Regions from separate parts of the Homo sapiens genome. Here region 1 is linked to region 2. A link is an interaction called in ENCODE POLR2A ChIA-PET data of the cell type or tissue named here. Cell type or tissue: MCF 10A. All regions are shown on one strand.

Region 1 (8,000 bases), 150 kb after region 2:
AAAAAAAAAATTAATTAGGTGAGCATGGTGGTGCATGCCTGTAGTTTCAGCTACTTGGGAGGCTGAGGAGGGAGGATTGCTTGAGCCCAGGAGTTGGAGGCTGCAATGAGTTAAGATTATGCCACTGCACTCCAGCCTGGGTGACCGAGTGAGATCCTGTCTCTAAAAATAAAATGAAAAAAAGAAGAAGCATCCCTGGAGAGGTGGCACATGAAGGAGAAGAAGGTCTCCAGATGAATAAGAGAAGGGGGCATTCTGGGCAGGGGAAGGCAAATGGAAAGTCGTGAGAACACAGGGCTTTCGCAAAGCACAAGTGGCACCATGGGCTTAGAATCCTGGGTACAGAGACTGAGGTGGGAGACGAGGCTGGAGAAAGGCTGTGGCTGTTTGTTTTACTGTCCAACATTTGTTGTCAGCCCCTCTGCACAGGAAGATTATAATTCTTCCCACATTGACCAAGTCCATTTGGGCCTACGAAATGTGAGCGGAGGTGGCACGAGCCCCTTCTGAGCAGATTCTCTGAAAGCCCTCATGAGTTATTCCAGCCCCTTTCACTCTGCCACAGCCCTGGCATGGCCCAGTTAGGGGCTGTCTGTCATCCTGGGTCCTGGAATGGGGACTTGTGCAGCAAAGTCAACCCTCAAGGAACATGAGATGAGAGTAGAAAATAATGCTTGGATGTTGTAAGCCACTAAAATGTGTCACCACAGGGAGACATTACCTCTGCTGACCGGTCCCAGAGGCCAGCATGTCGCCCATCCCGGCACATGGCAGAGGAAACCCAGAGCAGGGCTGTCGTGCCCCCGTGCGTCAGTTAACCCTGAACACCAGTTCCCAGCCCCACACTGTAGCTGCTAAGCAGCAGCCAGGTTCCTCAACAGGTACTCAATTTTGAGCAGAGAATTAGGAGAGCTCTGACTTCTCAGTTTTTATAGAGTGCCCGGCTGTGTTGCACCAAGTCAGACAGGGAGAATGCCATCTGTCAGCCGTGGCATTCTGAATGAATCTTAAGGCACATCATTTAGAGAGAATGCTATAATAGAAAATGAAAGGCAGCATGATGTAAAAGGAACAAAGGCCCTGTTCTGCAGTTCCAAAGCTTTTACCTGGCAAAATTTAAACCAATATGTTGACAAAAATCAATGAAAGAAAACTATGCTCTCAAAGATTGTTGTGTAACAAGGGGGAAGTCTTGAGATGCTCAAATCTAAGAGTTTCCAAGTGGCATGCAAAATTTCATGTCATTTCTCCACATCTTTGGGAATATGGTGGGTGTTAGTTACCTAATCAACAGTTAACATAATCATCGTTCTGTTCTGAATCTAAGGTAGATTCTTCCATTTGAAAATTCAAAATTCACAGTTTTATGGCTCATTAAGACCCTTCCCTGGTCCCTAGGGGCAGCTACCCCTCAATGCTGCCCCCACTCCACAATACCAGTATTGATGGTCAAATTCACCTCTGCCTAGCATTCCCCTCCCTATTGGAGGTGCTGTCAAAACAGCATGCATGCCCTCCAATTCAGCAGCTTGAAGAGAGCATCTTTGAGATTTCATTACCCAGCACAATGGACTGACTGTTAATGTTCACAATGGTCATGTGAATATTCTTCACATAAGCAAAATTCATAAGTTGTAATCCTAACCCCCAGTGTGATGGTTATTAGGATGTAGGGCTTTTGAGAGGTGATTGGGTCATAAGGGGTCTCATGAATGAAATTAGTGCCCTTTAAAGAAAAGACATGAGAGTTTGCTTTGTCTGCAGTCCACCACATGAGAATACAAGGAGAAGGTGGCTGTCAGCAACCCAGAAGAGAGCCCTCACCAGAACCCGATTATATTTACATTAGCTCAATGATCTCAGACTTCCAGCCTCCAGAACTATGGGAAATGAATGTCTGTTATTTATAAGACAGTCTGGGGTATGTTGTTATATTATAGCCTGAGCTAACTAAGACACCTGGACCCACAGATGACACTGGTCATCATATCCTGCTAAACATCCATCCTTTAGATATCTATCAGTGTCCCTGCAGATGGCTCTGAGAGGAACACTGGTGTGGGTGAACAAGAAAAGCATTCCAAGTGAACAGCCATGGCAGAGGTTCTGCGGACTCTCTAGGCTCCCTGCCCTGGCATACATAGCCCCAGGGTTCTTTCCTCATGGTAACTACATAGTGCAGGAGACTGTGGTTACTTTACTTCTGAGATTCTCTTCAATGCAAAATTTATTCTTATAAGTTTGTGTATTAAGTTATGTTATATTAATTTTATGTATTACATTATTTTTCTACATTTGTATTATAGAAACACTTTCATAGATTATTTCAAAGAATAATTCTTTTATTTTTTTTTGTTGGTTTGTTTTTGAGATGGGGTCTCGCTCTGTTGCCCAGCCTGGAGTGCAGTGGTGCAATCTCAGCTCACTGCAGCCTCTGCCTCCTGGGTTCAAGCGATTATCCTACAATTCTCCTATCTCAGCCTCCTGGGTAGCTGGGACTACAGGCACTCGCCACCACACCCAGCTAACTTTTATGTTTTTAGTAGAGACAGAGTTTCACTATGTTGGCCAGGATGGTCTCAAACTCCTGACGTCAAGTGATCTGCCCACCTTGGCCTCCCAAAGTGCTGGAATAACAGACGTGAGCCACCGTGCCCGACAAAGAATAATTTTAAATGTCCCTAAAGCTGCGCTGTGAAACTGTGAACTGTGATTGGAAGAACAGTTGACTCCTGAACAACACAGGTTTGAATTGTATGAATCCACTTATACGCAGATTTTCTTCCACCTCTTCTACCCATGAGACAGCAAGACCAACCCATCTTCTTCCTCCTCCTCCCCAGCCTACTCAACATGAAGATGATGAGGCTGAAGACCTTCATGATGATCCACTTCCACTTAATGAAGAGTGCATCTATTTTCTCTTCCTATGGTTTTCTTAATAGCATTGTTTTCTTTACTTTATTTTAAGAATATAGTATATAATACATATAAAATACAAAATAATGTGTTAATCAACTGTTTGTGTTATCAGTGAGGCTTCCATCAAGAGTAGGCTCTTAGTCGTTAAGTTTCTGGGAGTCAAAAGTTATGCGCAGATTTTCAACTGCACGGGGGTCCACACCCCAAGCCTCACTTTATGCAAGGGTCAACTGTATTGGCAATGTAATAAAATCCATTCACAGCCCTTCATTCTTCTAAGGCTTTGACTTTTCCTGCATTTCAACTATTATTCAAAGATGGCAGCATCTTAAGGCCAAAACTATGTTTCCAGGTCCTCCTTTCCCTTTTATTTCTTTCTTATACTAACTCCTACATTTTTGTTACTGTCAGAAGGTAAACTACCTCTCTCTGAGCCAAGAAATAACAAGGATCTTCTCACAAGTTTAAAGTTGAAGACAGAAAGATAGTATTACAGATACATTGAGGGAAAACCAGTTGATCTAGGGTAGTTAGGGGGATTGGGTTGTACAGACATTAAGTGTTCATTAAGTGTTCTTCACTGAAGAAATTTTTTGTAATGTAAATGATTATTTGTATACAGGAAACAAGGCTGTTACAAGAGCCTTGTAGCTCTTGGAGATGATGCATGTGTAGCATCCATCATAATAACCCCTTGTTATTACCTCAAACAAGACCAGGAATCCTAATTGTGCCCAGAATCTAAACCATATAAGTAGAATCAGATAGAACCAAAGCTCAGACTCTTGCTCTAATACACAAAGAATTAATTTATTAATAATTATTTTGTTAGCATTAGTGGTATTCAATGCCCAGTGGTGGGGGGCACACTTGTTGACAATAATTATTATTCCTGTTCAACTGAAGCTGTCACTTACATCAAATACAAGTGTATTTTTATCCATTTTAGGATGTAGGAATTAATATTGGTTTTTGTCATTGTCTTCAAATCTTTTAAAATAATCTCTAAGTTAGAATTCATAAATCACAAGCCTACAGCAATAATTTTTTCCTGTCTCTTTAAAAAAAAAAACAAGAGTGAGAGAAGAAATGAGAGGGGAAGGGAAAGGAAGAAATACAGGCACTTTCATTTGTAAAGTCTATACTTTTGTCTCTTTGTACATCTAAACAGCTACACAAGTGACACTACGGTGTCATTCAATATGTATTGAACTGAGGGCAACTCCCTGGTGGGAATGAGAGATAGGGGACTTGTCTTGAAGCTGTGTTCACATAGTGAGGACACTGTTTATACTTAGATCTTGTGATTATTTGGGATGGTTGGGATCACAGTGGGGTTCTAACCCACCCTTCTCAGAAGCCCTTGAGACTACTGTGCCTGAATTCAGATACCCTGAATGCCTGCTGCATGCCATGCACTGTTCTAGTTGCTGGGACTGCAACAGTGATCAAAAATGTTATTCTTCCTCCAGGGAGCTAGCAGTGGATATGGGAAAATAAGCAAGTAATTATAGAAGAGTGCCAGGATGGTTTGTGACAAAGTAGACCAAAAGGAGAGTGCTGAGGGACAAAACCAGAAGGCAGAACAAGAAGGAGGGAGGACAAGTTCGTTTGTAGCAATCAAGTCATGGCAATTTGGATCCATACATGAAGTGCCTACTCTATCATCAGAGAGACTGTATTTGGTGTCAATACACTGACAGCATTCAGTGGAGGATCATTTCCTTGGAGAAGAGATCCGGTTCCCATCTTTAAACTTGACCTTTTTCAATCACAAGGTTAGAGAAGGGCTGTTCTTGAATTTCCCTGGTGTAATGTCCCAGAAAGGTGAGGCCTTAGAAGTCAGAATCTAGTACTGCTATTTACTCGCTGTTTGAGGATGAGGAAGTTATTCAAACACTCAGGACTTCAGCTCCCTCAGCATCAAAATATCACCTTCTAGTGTTATACTGAGGATTAAATGAAGTTGTGTATGTAAAGCACAGTGCTCTCCTTTCAGTAGGTGCTCAACAATTGTTCCTTGCCGTTTTGTCTTTTTCATCTTCAGTGTAGATGACCTCTGAGAGCAAACGTTTAGCTCCTCACTCACTTCATATACACATGCACGTGCACACTCCTACTCACCCACAGCTCAAATTCTATTTCAGTAGAACTCCTAAATAATCCTCCTGAGCACTGCCCTTGGTCCTTTCTCCTGTGGTCACAGGTCCAGGAATGTGAAGCCTGTGCTGCCTTTCTCTGCTGAGAGCCCTAACGCAGATAGGGATAAACATGGGGTTTAGCACCTACTCTGCCAGGAGGGGCAAACAGCCCCGTCTACACTGCAGCTGCCCCTCTGATCTCCACTAATAGAGAAAAAGAAGTCAAAGCGACATGCTCCCACTTTTGATTTTATTTTGATGTTTGAAATGAAAGATATTTATAAAGTGCTCCTATCTAAAAATATCTAAGCAAATTGATCTAGCTTACAAATCTGAAAGAACATTTATGCAATTCCCTTCTGAAAATCTGAGCTTTTCAAACACATTAACATCTATTGGTCCCAGAGAAGGCCTTGTCAACCCCTCCTCAGCATAAATTATAAATGCCCTGTTGCTTCAAAGTCTCTTTAGCTTTAGTACAGTATTTCTTTCCTTTAAACATGCAACCGATTAGAAGAGAGTTGGAAATATCATTTGAGGTTATATAAAACAAAAGAGATGCTCCTAAAGAAATAAGAATACTCTCAACCGAAAGAGAGAATGTAAACCCTCAGGAAATGAGCTACAACAAACCTATGAATCCCATCGGGAAACCAAATAATAAGCAAGGGAAATTAATAATGAATGAAAAAATAGATTGGAACTGGATACTCTAAACTCCACAGGAGCAAAAAGTCTCCTCCTGCCTGTTGTGACATCGGCTTTCCTTCTCATTTATTTAAATCAAGAGCAGGGCAAATCCTGGGTTGACCCTAGCAAATATGTAGTCTTCAGAAATTTCACTCTGTGATACATTAAGAGGCACATTGGGGTATATGTATATAGGGGTTTGATTTTTAATATAGTAAAAATTAGGAGTTTATCCAAAAGCACACTTCATTTTAAGACTTGTGGGGTTTCCTGCAACAGAATAATATCCCAGAGGATAGAGCAGAGTGGATCATACTCCCAGCCAAGAAAGAGTTAAGTCTACCACCTGCTCTTTGTACCTAAATATGTAATTATTATATCTGGTGCTGCTGAAGCCCTACACACTTGCCAACTAGTTAATCTACTCTGGCAATTTATCACTCACCTATGTTTGTAGAAATTCAGATAGAGCATCATTCTGCTTGAGACGGATGGGTAGCACCCATCATCATAACTCCTTGGTAAACCCATCCTTGGTAAAGCCATCAACACATCTTTAAAGCATATAAAGCGTTTATAATTATCCTTATTTGCAGAGGAAGAAAGTTGAATCTCAGAGATTAAGGAACTGGTCTAAGTCCATGACTTTGTTGTTGTTGTTGTTTTTGTTTTTGAGATGGAGTCTAGCTCTGTCACCCAGGCTGGAGTGCAGTGACGGGATCTCGGCTCACTGCAAGCTCTGCCTCCCAGGTTCACGCCATTCTCCTGCCTCAGACTCCCGAGTAGCTGAGACTACAGGCACCCGACACCACGCCTGGCTAATTTTTTGTATTTTTAGTAGAGATGGGGTTTCACCGTGTTAGCCAGGATGGTCTCCATCTCCTGACCTCGTGATCTGCCCGCCTCGGCCTCCCAAAGTGCTGGGATTACAGGCGTGAGCCATCGTGCACACCTCTTAATCTAGTAAGTGACAGTCAGAACTTGAATCCCAATCTTTCATTACAAACCTCTGGACATTGTTCTTACACATGGCACCTTGCCCTCACTGAACATTATTTCCTTCATTTAACCCTGCTTAAGCAGCAATTAAACATAGCTTGAATAAAAACTGATATCAAATAACTTAAACCTCTGTTCACTAAAATCTCGAGTTCAGGATTGTAAGCTACTATTTAGAGCACATTAGTATAAAACATTTCAGCCTATACTACCTTCGAATATACCATGTATGTATATAATATATTATTATCCCAATTTTGTAAACTGGACAGCTGAGACTCAAAGCCCTTAATCTTCTCCAAGTCACACAGCTGGTGCATGGCAGTTGCGGACCCTGGTCCCAGCTCTTCAACTTCAGGACTTGCACTATTCGTTTTCAAAATGCCCCTTCTAGGTCATCTGCCACAATACAGACTTTAGGAGATGGTTCCCCTATTTTCAATAACCATATCACGATGCTCAAATTATATCCCAAGAAAAGGTCTATCTGCACCTGAGCTCTACCTAGGATCAGCAGAAAGTGTGTAGGAGCCTTCAGCTGGATCAGAAACTAAACCTAGGATCAGGACGTCCTGTGACAACTGAACCATCGATTCCTTGTTGCAACTGGCTTGCCTGCCCGGAATTTGTCATCTATTGTCTTCTGACGGACAATACTTGATAATGTGTAATCTCTTTCATTACTGCCCTACGATCTGCTGTGACACTTAAAGCATGTCTTCTTCCAAATATGTGCCTTTTCTGCTCTAATTCCTAACTTGCCCCTCCATTCTAAGCTCCCACATTAACTTTGGTTCTCTGCCTAGCATCCACTGGTACCCAACTCCTAGCAACTCCTGCCTTTTCTTTGGTATGACAGAAGAGTGAAAAGAAAAAACCGGCTCTGCAAACATCTTGGTTCTGGCAGTGAAAACTCCTTTAAGTTTTAAATAGCAGAGCTAATTTTCCATTTAATCTCAGGAAACCTGAAACATTTCTCCTTTGGATATCTAATTTTGTTATTTATGCCATAGAACATAAAATTTATCCAGATTAACTTAATGAATATTTAGTAACATAAAACTTTTGCAAACTGCCTCAGTAGGTTCTTTCCAGATTGACATGTTTCATAAAGTATAGATCAGAGCATTTCAAATAAAATTTCCACAAGATTTTAAATAGCAATTTGAAACTACCTCATAACATTGCCATTCTATTAATACAAGTCTGTGATACTCTCTATTCATTCTTCATTTTTATCTTGGATGT
Region 2 (8,000 bases):
GCAGCAACACACACACCCAATACTGCTCTGCACTCTTTAGATCCTAATTAGAGAAAAAAAGTGGTTTCCACCATGGGGACCCTGGTGCCGTTAGCCACTCTCCACAACATTCCTCCACAATGACCCAATTCCTCCTGCATCTGTGTGTTGCTGCTCTACCTAATGTATTTTTCTCTCTCCCTCATTTGGCTCTGTCATCTCTCTACGGCTCCTTTTTTTTTTTCCTATCATTAAAAAATAAATTCAGGGCCCGGTGCGGTAGCTCATGCCTGTAATCCCAGCATTTTGGGAGGCCAGGGCGGGCGGATCACAAGGTCAAGAGTTCAAGACCAGCCTGGCCAAGATGGTAAAACCCCGTCTCTACAAAAAAATACAATTATCTGGGCACGGTGGCAGGCACCTGTAATCCCAGCTACTTGGGAGGTTGAGACAGGAGAATGCTTTGAACCCGGGAGGCAGAGGTTGTATTGAGCCGAGATCGCTCCACTGCACTCCAGCCTAGGTGGTAGAGTGAGACTCCATCTCAAATAAATAAATAAATAAATACATACATACATAAACAAATAAAAAATTCAGTGCAATCCTCTCCTGCCCACTACACTTTGCTTATTTCTTATTTCCATCTCATGTGCTGAAACGTACTGAGCATGCATGCACACACACTGAAACACACACAGACACACTCACGCCCAGCTTCCAAAAGATTTTAATACAAATGCAGGTGGTGGCTTTCAAGTCATAGATTTTTGACCCTAGATATCAGGTAACTATTCACTGTGACAAAAAATAAAGGAGATTATTGTGCTAAAACAGAAACAACCTGTTCTATAAACTGATACAGTTTTGTCTGTTTACCTGATTAAGCAGTTTTTATTAATATTCTTCACCTTGATGACTCCTGAAAAAACTTGGGGGGCTAGCCTAATTTAACTAGAAAACTTTTGATAGCAGTGAAGCTCCAACTACTATAACTTGTTACTAAAATTATCATTATAAGCTAAACAATAATAATAATCTACATCATGAAGCTTTTGATGTGAATAAAAATTATTACTATATCTAGGTTATTAAAATATTCCCTGCATATTTTAATGCACATTCAAATCTGTAAGATAAATGAAAATTGCAACCAAACAGACATGTGATATGATTTAAATTAAAACATAAGAGCATAGAGCACAGTGGGGAGGAAGGGATGAATACATAGAGGAGGGAATGTTTTGAAGACAGTGAAGCTCCCCTGTATAATACAGTAGTGGTGGTTATATGTTCATTACAGATTTGTCCAAACCCACAGAATGGACAAGAAAAACCAGGAGCGAATCCCAGTGGGAACTATTGACCTTGGGTTATAATAATGTGTCAATATAGGTTCATTGATTGCAACAAATGTACCACTCTTGGCTGGGAGTGGTGGCTCACATCTGTAACCCAGGACTTTGGGAAGCTGAGGAGGGAGGAACACTTGAACCCAGGAATTCAAGACCAGCCTGAGCAATTTACAGAGACCCCCATCTCTAAAAAAAAATTTTTTTTAATTAGCCAGAAATTTAAAAAATTAGCCTGGCATGGTGACACACGCCTGGGGTCTCAGCTACTTGGGAGGCTGAGGTGGGAGGATCGCTTGAGCCCAGGAGGTGAAGGCTGTAGTGAGCTGTGATCACACCAGTCCACTCCAGCCTGGGCAAGAAGGGAGACCCTGTCTCAAAAAAAAAAAAAAAGCAAAAACCAACAAAAAACAAAGACACCACTCTGGTAGGGGATGTCAACAGTGGGGGGCTGTGCATGTCTGGGGAGGTTGTGTTTGTAGGTATATGTGCATCTTTGTGCCTTCTGCTCAGTTTTGCAGCAAACCTAAAACTTCTCTTTTAAAAAATCTATTTAAAATGGAAAAATGAGGCAAACAGGCCAAGAAAAGAAACGTTAAAAAAAAAAAATTAGTAAGACCACAGAGAAAGTGTGCTTTAAAGTATGCCACTGTATCAAAGAGTAGGCACACCAAGTCCAAATATAAACCCAGGAAGGAAATTATTTGAGTCAGGCATATGTGCAGGTAGCTGCTTATCTCTGAGTTTCTCCACCTTTGCACTGTTTCGCATTCGAGATTATTCTTTATATGAGGAAATTTTCCTGTGCCCCTTGAGTGACTTTCCTTCTGTTATCCACTGCCAATGATCAGAAAACCTCTGAGAAAACAGAGGTAGAAAACAACAGTAGAAAATGAAGAAAGCACAAGACTCCCTCATTTCATCACCTCCAGCAACTTCATAAGAAGTCCTGTAATTATAACATTGTAAGATTTGAGATGAAGCAGTCTAATCCCTTCTTTTTAAAATGAGACATTGAAGGCGAGAGATGCTAACCCCCAATTACCCCTCCAGAAACAGATCCCAATTCATGCCCAAGGAGTTCAGCTCAATATTCTCTCAAACAGGTCATATTGCAACATGAAGAAGAAAGAAAAAAGGAATTAATTTAATAGAAATGTGCTTATGGCTATTTATTAAAATGTCTATTAAGTATTGATAATCCTGGGTCTTGGCTCCAGCTCCCCATATGTCCGCCCCATTCGATCCTTAGCTGACCACACCCACCACCTGCCCAAATCCAAGACTCCAGGATGACAGCTCTCCAGAACAACAAACTTCTGTGCACAGTGAATATCTCCAGTACTACATGCTTGATATATTCAAAAATAACCTAATTGTCTTATCTGGACTCAAATCTATTCCTGATCCCCTTCCTGCAATGATGGCCCCACTAGCCACCCAGCCACCCAGCCAGAAGCCCTCCAGAGCTCTAGGCCCCTTTCGTCCCTCAGTCCCCTCCTTTACTTGCTTCTCCTGCCCTGTTCTTGCTCCACCTAAGCATCTGCCTCATCTAGTGCTTCCTTTCCGTCCCACACAACTGCCTTACCCCAGGCAGGCTCTCATCATTTCTCATTTGCAGGCTGTGGTAACTTTCCCATCATTTTTCTCTGATCTCCACATTCCTTTCAGATGATTCTTTCTGAAACACAAAGCAAATGTTGTCGCTTCCTTAAAACCCTTCCATGTCTCTCCATCACTTTCAAAACAAAGTCTCACACCCTTACTTCCCATGCAAGGTCCTGAATGTGTGAATCCTGCATTCTTCTTCAGCCTCGTTTTGCACTGCTTCTCCTCCCTCGCCTATGGGTGTCAATTCTCAGCTTCTTAAAATTTGTTGCAAGATACCCTAACATGACCCTGCTCCTTGGTGCTTACTGGAGTCCATCTACCCCTCCTGCCCTGCCCCAGATCAACCGAGCTGAGTCCTCCCCACTCTTCAAGGCTCAAGTCACAAGTTGTCTTTATTCTGTGGGACCCACATAGGAGTTAGTCAGAGTGATGGGATGGCCCCAGTATCAGGATCTTATAATCAGGGAGGGCTTCCTAATCTACATCTCCATGAAAGCTGTGGTGAAATGGGTGGGAAAAGCAGGGCCAAATCTCCCTCCCAGAGCCAATCACTAACCCGTGAGGTTTAGCTAATTTGCATGTAGCCTCCTTGGGGACGAGTGAATGACAAGCCCCCAGGAACCACTGCAGAAAGAACCTTCTACACTATAGCAGATTGGAGTCCTGAGATCCACAATGGTGGGCGTTGGTCTCACCACACCTGTGCAAGCTGTCTGTTCCCTCTTGAGCACTTGTGAAGGCTAGTGCATTGCAGAGGCTCTCTGGACCTGGCTCTGAGAGAAGGCTCATTCTAAATCCAATGGCCTGCACAGGCAGGCACAATAAATGTAAATAATCTGGAAAGGCTAAGCCGGTCGAAGCCAGCCAAGGGCATGCAGCTCTTACCCCACTAGCTTTGATATTTGGGGTTGCCCATCCCCTGCACCCTTCACCCTGAAGGAATTCACTGTTCTCCCCCACCTCCTAACACCTCCCAGCACTTCTAGGAGCTCCTTAGAACAGGAGTTGCTTTACTTAGTGCCTCATGAATAATAACACTTAATAAGTGTTGGCTGTGTGAATGAAAACATTATAAGAAGTGCCACTTCCAGATTCGGTGATTCCTCGCTGTTTTGAAACCAATAGCTAAATGTGTTTTCTTTTGTGCATAACGTTGAAACTGCTGTGACAAATACCAGCTAAGTTTGTTATATTTAATGCCTCCAGGTAATAATTTCCTCTCCTAATTTTTTTGTGCTTGTTCATCCTCTGAGTCATCGTTCCTCCCTCATTTCTTAAAAATGTCTTTCTGATTCTGCTTCTAAAGGTTGTTTAAAATCGAAAGGCCGATTTAATGAAATAACTTTATGTGAGACAAGGAGCTGTTTTGCTCATTTTTCAGGGGCTGGCACCACCACACAATACTCTCTTCAGACTTTCCATTTTCATTAAACAATTACATTTCAGTTGTTTGAGTCTCATCTAGTGTATGTGATCTTTTGCAAAATTTTAACAAATTCACCAAAATAATTGCAATTTCTTCCTCCTAATTGTAAGAGTTGAAACCTACAAGTTTACCAAAAGTGGTCTTCGAAAAATTATTAAGATTTTTCAGAATTTGCATTTTTCCCAAATACTCAGGTTTCTAAGGATTGAAAACAAGGAGATAGGAGAAAAGCATCATGCCATATTCATATATCACACATCCCCTTCTGCAATTTAGTTTCAAATCTACAAGAGAAATTATTGCAGTAGGTGGCATGAAGTTAATCTCTATTCATTCACATTTGCAAAAACACCACACATGATCAGACTGCTGAATGAACTTGCATTCACAAATTCAAACCAGGGATGATCCATCTTGAAGATGACATAGATACCAAAATCCAGGCAAGCAAAAGTAGAGAACAGCAAGGCATTGATCAAAGGAACCAGGTATTATGTTTTACTATATTTTAATTCAGTGACCACTAGGACTAGCGGTAGATGCTAAGCTACCTAGATAAATAGACAGGTAGGAAAATAGATGTTTTAAATAAAGGAACAAAAGGTTAAGTAAAACTGACAAGCATGGCAATAGAAAGTCATATTTATTCTGATTTTTAATTAAAACTATGACCAAAATAATAAATGTTCTCCTGTGAATTGGGGGGTCTAACATACATACAATTATAAATGAATATTAAAAGGCTTTGGGTTGGTATTTCCTAGTATCTTTCCTCTTACATCATGCTAGTCTAAAAAGTACTATAATAAACTTCACCAATTTAGTGAAAGTTCTCCCCCTTGTTCCTTTTTATAACTTTGCAGTGACTATAAATAAAGGTGAGGAACAAAATCATTATTTTTGAGTAAAATGCTAACCACATTAATTTGCAAGTCTGATTGGTATCTCTTTCAGAAAATCACAAGTAGTATAAATAGCATGCAATGTGAAATTGTCATAGTAAAAACTGCATACCCTTGCTTAATCTATATCTATCTCATTCAGAGATAAAGTTACTGTATTATGCTTTTACGATAATCACTAAAAATTATATTTTTGAATGGTTTTTGTGCAACAGACTTTCAAACCCCCTTATTTTCCCCAACATTATTACATTTGAATAAATAAATTAGGTATATAGGAAGGACTTTAAGGGAACCAAAATATAATCCAAATGTAGGCATGTACTGAGTTGATATAAACATTTATTTTCCCTAAGGTAAGAGGAAAAAGCATCTTCCAAACAAATGAAAGCAACTGTTACACTCAAAGTCTTTTATTATCTGGACCCAGCCTCCTCTACTCTGACAATACCCAAGGCTCCAGCTCCAGTGGATTGGTCAACAGGGGTCTGAAAACCCTGCAGAGGGAGGTCTCAGCTCTTCTGCTCAGATTACATTGCCTCTCTTCCTTCCCCACAGGTAGTTTCCCGTTCATCCTACATGGCAAAGCTCAGAAATTGCCCCTAGAAAGATTTCCCTACCACATCACTCCCCCTCATTTGAATCAACCAATTCATTCCTCCTTCGCCTTTGCTCCAACAGCATCTGTTCATATCACTTTCATAACAAGCCTCAAATTGTTTTAGGCTTGGCTGTGTGCTCCCACCTCCTCTGCTAAGCTGACAGCTTCAGAGACCCACCTACCCATCTCTTATTTGTTGAAACATAGTAGGCACTTACCGAATGTAAGTTGTGTTAAAGGAGAGTCTCATTCAGAGAGGGCTGTAATTTTGATCACTCTTTAATGCATTTTAGAAGATGCAAAACTTCACTCCTATTCAGTGTAAGCACATGCACAGCAGCAGCATGGCTTCCTTTTCTGTTAGAAACATGTCCTACCACGTGATCTTGGCACTTAGTCAACAATGGGACTGAGGACTTCCAGAAGTCAGCGCAGCAAATGCCCACTCTGTCAGGGCACCAGCCTCAGCCCTGTTCTTAGTACTCCATAACCAAAGAACAAACAGGTCAGATAGGCCCCCAGGGGCTCCCCGGAAGATGCTAGATACTTACTGCCTTTCTGGAGCAATCTATCACCGCTCCTTGCCTAGCTCCTCTGTATTTCTGAATTATTTTCTCCTTCTCCTCCCTCTCCAATTACATTAGTTTCCGTGGATCCAGTGCTAATATAGACTTCAAATTTACAGCGTCAGCAACACCACATAGAAATGCTGGCTAAAATGTAACCAAATAAGATTAATAGGTAAACTTGGAAAAAAGCAAAGGAAATCTACAGGTGCCAGAAATAGAAGAGGAACTCAAAAACAGAGCAATAAGCTTGTCTCCTGATACACAAGCAATAACCTGGTCCCCTGGAAATATTAGTCCTAAAATAAGTCCCTGACTCCTGGGAGGAAATACATGGATGCATGGCCACAGGGTCTCGAAAGGCAGGAAAGTGACACCAAGACTCACACATTTCGCCAGGACCCTATAATGGGTGACCTCTCCGGGAACAGGGGTCTAGAAACTCTCTTACCAATTTTTCTCCAGGGAAACATGAGAAATTACTTCTGTGAGGGCTTTGGGGAAAAGTAATTCCATTATCAGAAGCAAAACTCCAAATCTGCAATTTACGTGAGTGTTGGGGAACATTTAGCAATCTGGGTGGTATAAGATTCCCAAGTTGGGAGATTAAGGTAAATACTGCTATATGTTTAATGAGAACTCCCTAAAATTTTAGCAGAAGCAAAACCAAGAATACTTTGAAGAAGTTCCATAATCCAAGATGCACTAAACTCCCACACTTAAGCAAACAACACTCAAGAGGCATTTGCAATTTTTAAAAATAAATGAAACAGAAAAATGAGCAATCAAGAGTGTATCAACAGACAACAAAATAGAGAGAAGTAGCATTAGCATCCTCTGATACAACAGAGCAATCAGAAAGAATGTTTAACATGTTTAGAAAAGTAACAACACTATAAAAATTGATTAAACAATAACGTAAAACATAGATTGATACTAAAAGACAGAAAGTCTTTTAAAAATAAAAAAGCATACTTCGAAGTAATCTACAGATCAAAGAAAAAAAATCATAATGTAAACTGGAATATACTCAGAATTAAAAGAGAATAAAAACACTATCTTTTAAAGTTGTGAAGCACAGGCCAGGTGCGGTGGCTCGCGCCTGTAATCCCTGCACTTTGGGAGGCCAGGCGGGCGGATCACGAGGTCAGGAGATCGAGACCATCCTGGCTAACACAGTGAAATCCCGTCTCTACTAAAAATACAAAAAATTAGCCGAGCGTGGTTGCAGGCGCCTGTAGTCCCAGCTACTCGGGAGGCTGAGGCAGGAGAATGGCGTGAACCCGGGAGGCGGAGCTTGCAGTGAGCCCAGATCGCGCCACTGCACTCCAGCCTGGGCGACGGAGGGAGACTCCGTCTCAAAAAAAAAAAAACGTTGTGAAGCACAACCAAAACAGAATATAGAGAATGATGTATTGTGTAAATGTTTATATTAGAAAAAAGCTGAGTAAGCAGTTAATTCACAAAGACAGATAATAACCATAAAATAAGCCCTAGAAAGTTGGAAGAAAATTGGCAGAATTTAATGAAACAGAAAACAGAAAAAGACATAAAATTTTAAAGTGT

Evidence for each region. Peaks named below come from ENCODE experiments on the same cell type or tissue, not always from the same donor. Only the 100,000 strongest peaks of a DNase experiment are listed, where the experiment ranks them.
Region 1: POLR2A ChIA-PET joins it to region 2 with 5 read pairs; 3 of 35 experiments call an interaction of 5 or more read pairs at or near these places.

What each region holds. Positions count from the first base shown.
Region 1 is chr18:2,262,688-2,270,687 of GRCh38, forward strand. No RefSeq gene overlaps it. Among named protein-coding and RNA genes, the nearest start is that of METTL4, 300 kb to the right of the region's middle. In MCF 10A, no CTCF peak of the experiment used is centred here; no DNase peak of the experiment used is centred here.
Region 2 is chr18:2,108,728-2,116,727 of GRCh38, forward strand. It overlaps LOC105371956 (a long non-coding RNA gene), which reads right to left. Exons shown (of 3, transcript XR_935087.3): 2 at 2,917-3,009. Among named protein-coding and RNA genes, the nearest start is that of METTL4, 460 kb to the right of the region's middle. In MCF 10A, no CTCF peak of the experiment used is centred here; a DNase peak (open chromatin) is centred at 4,134.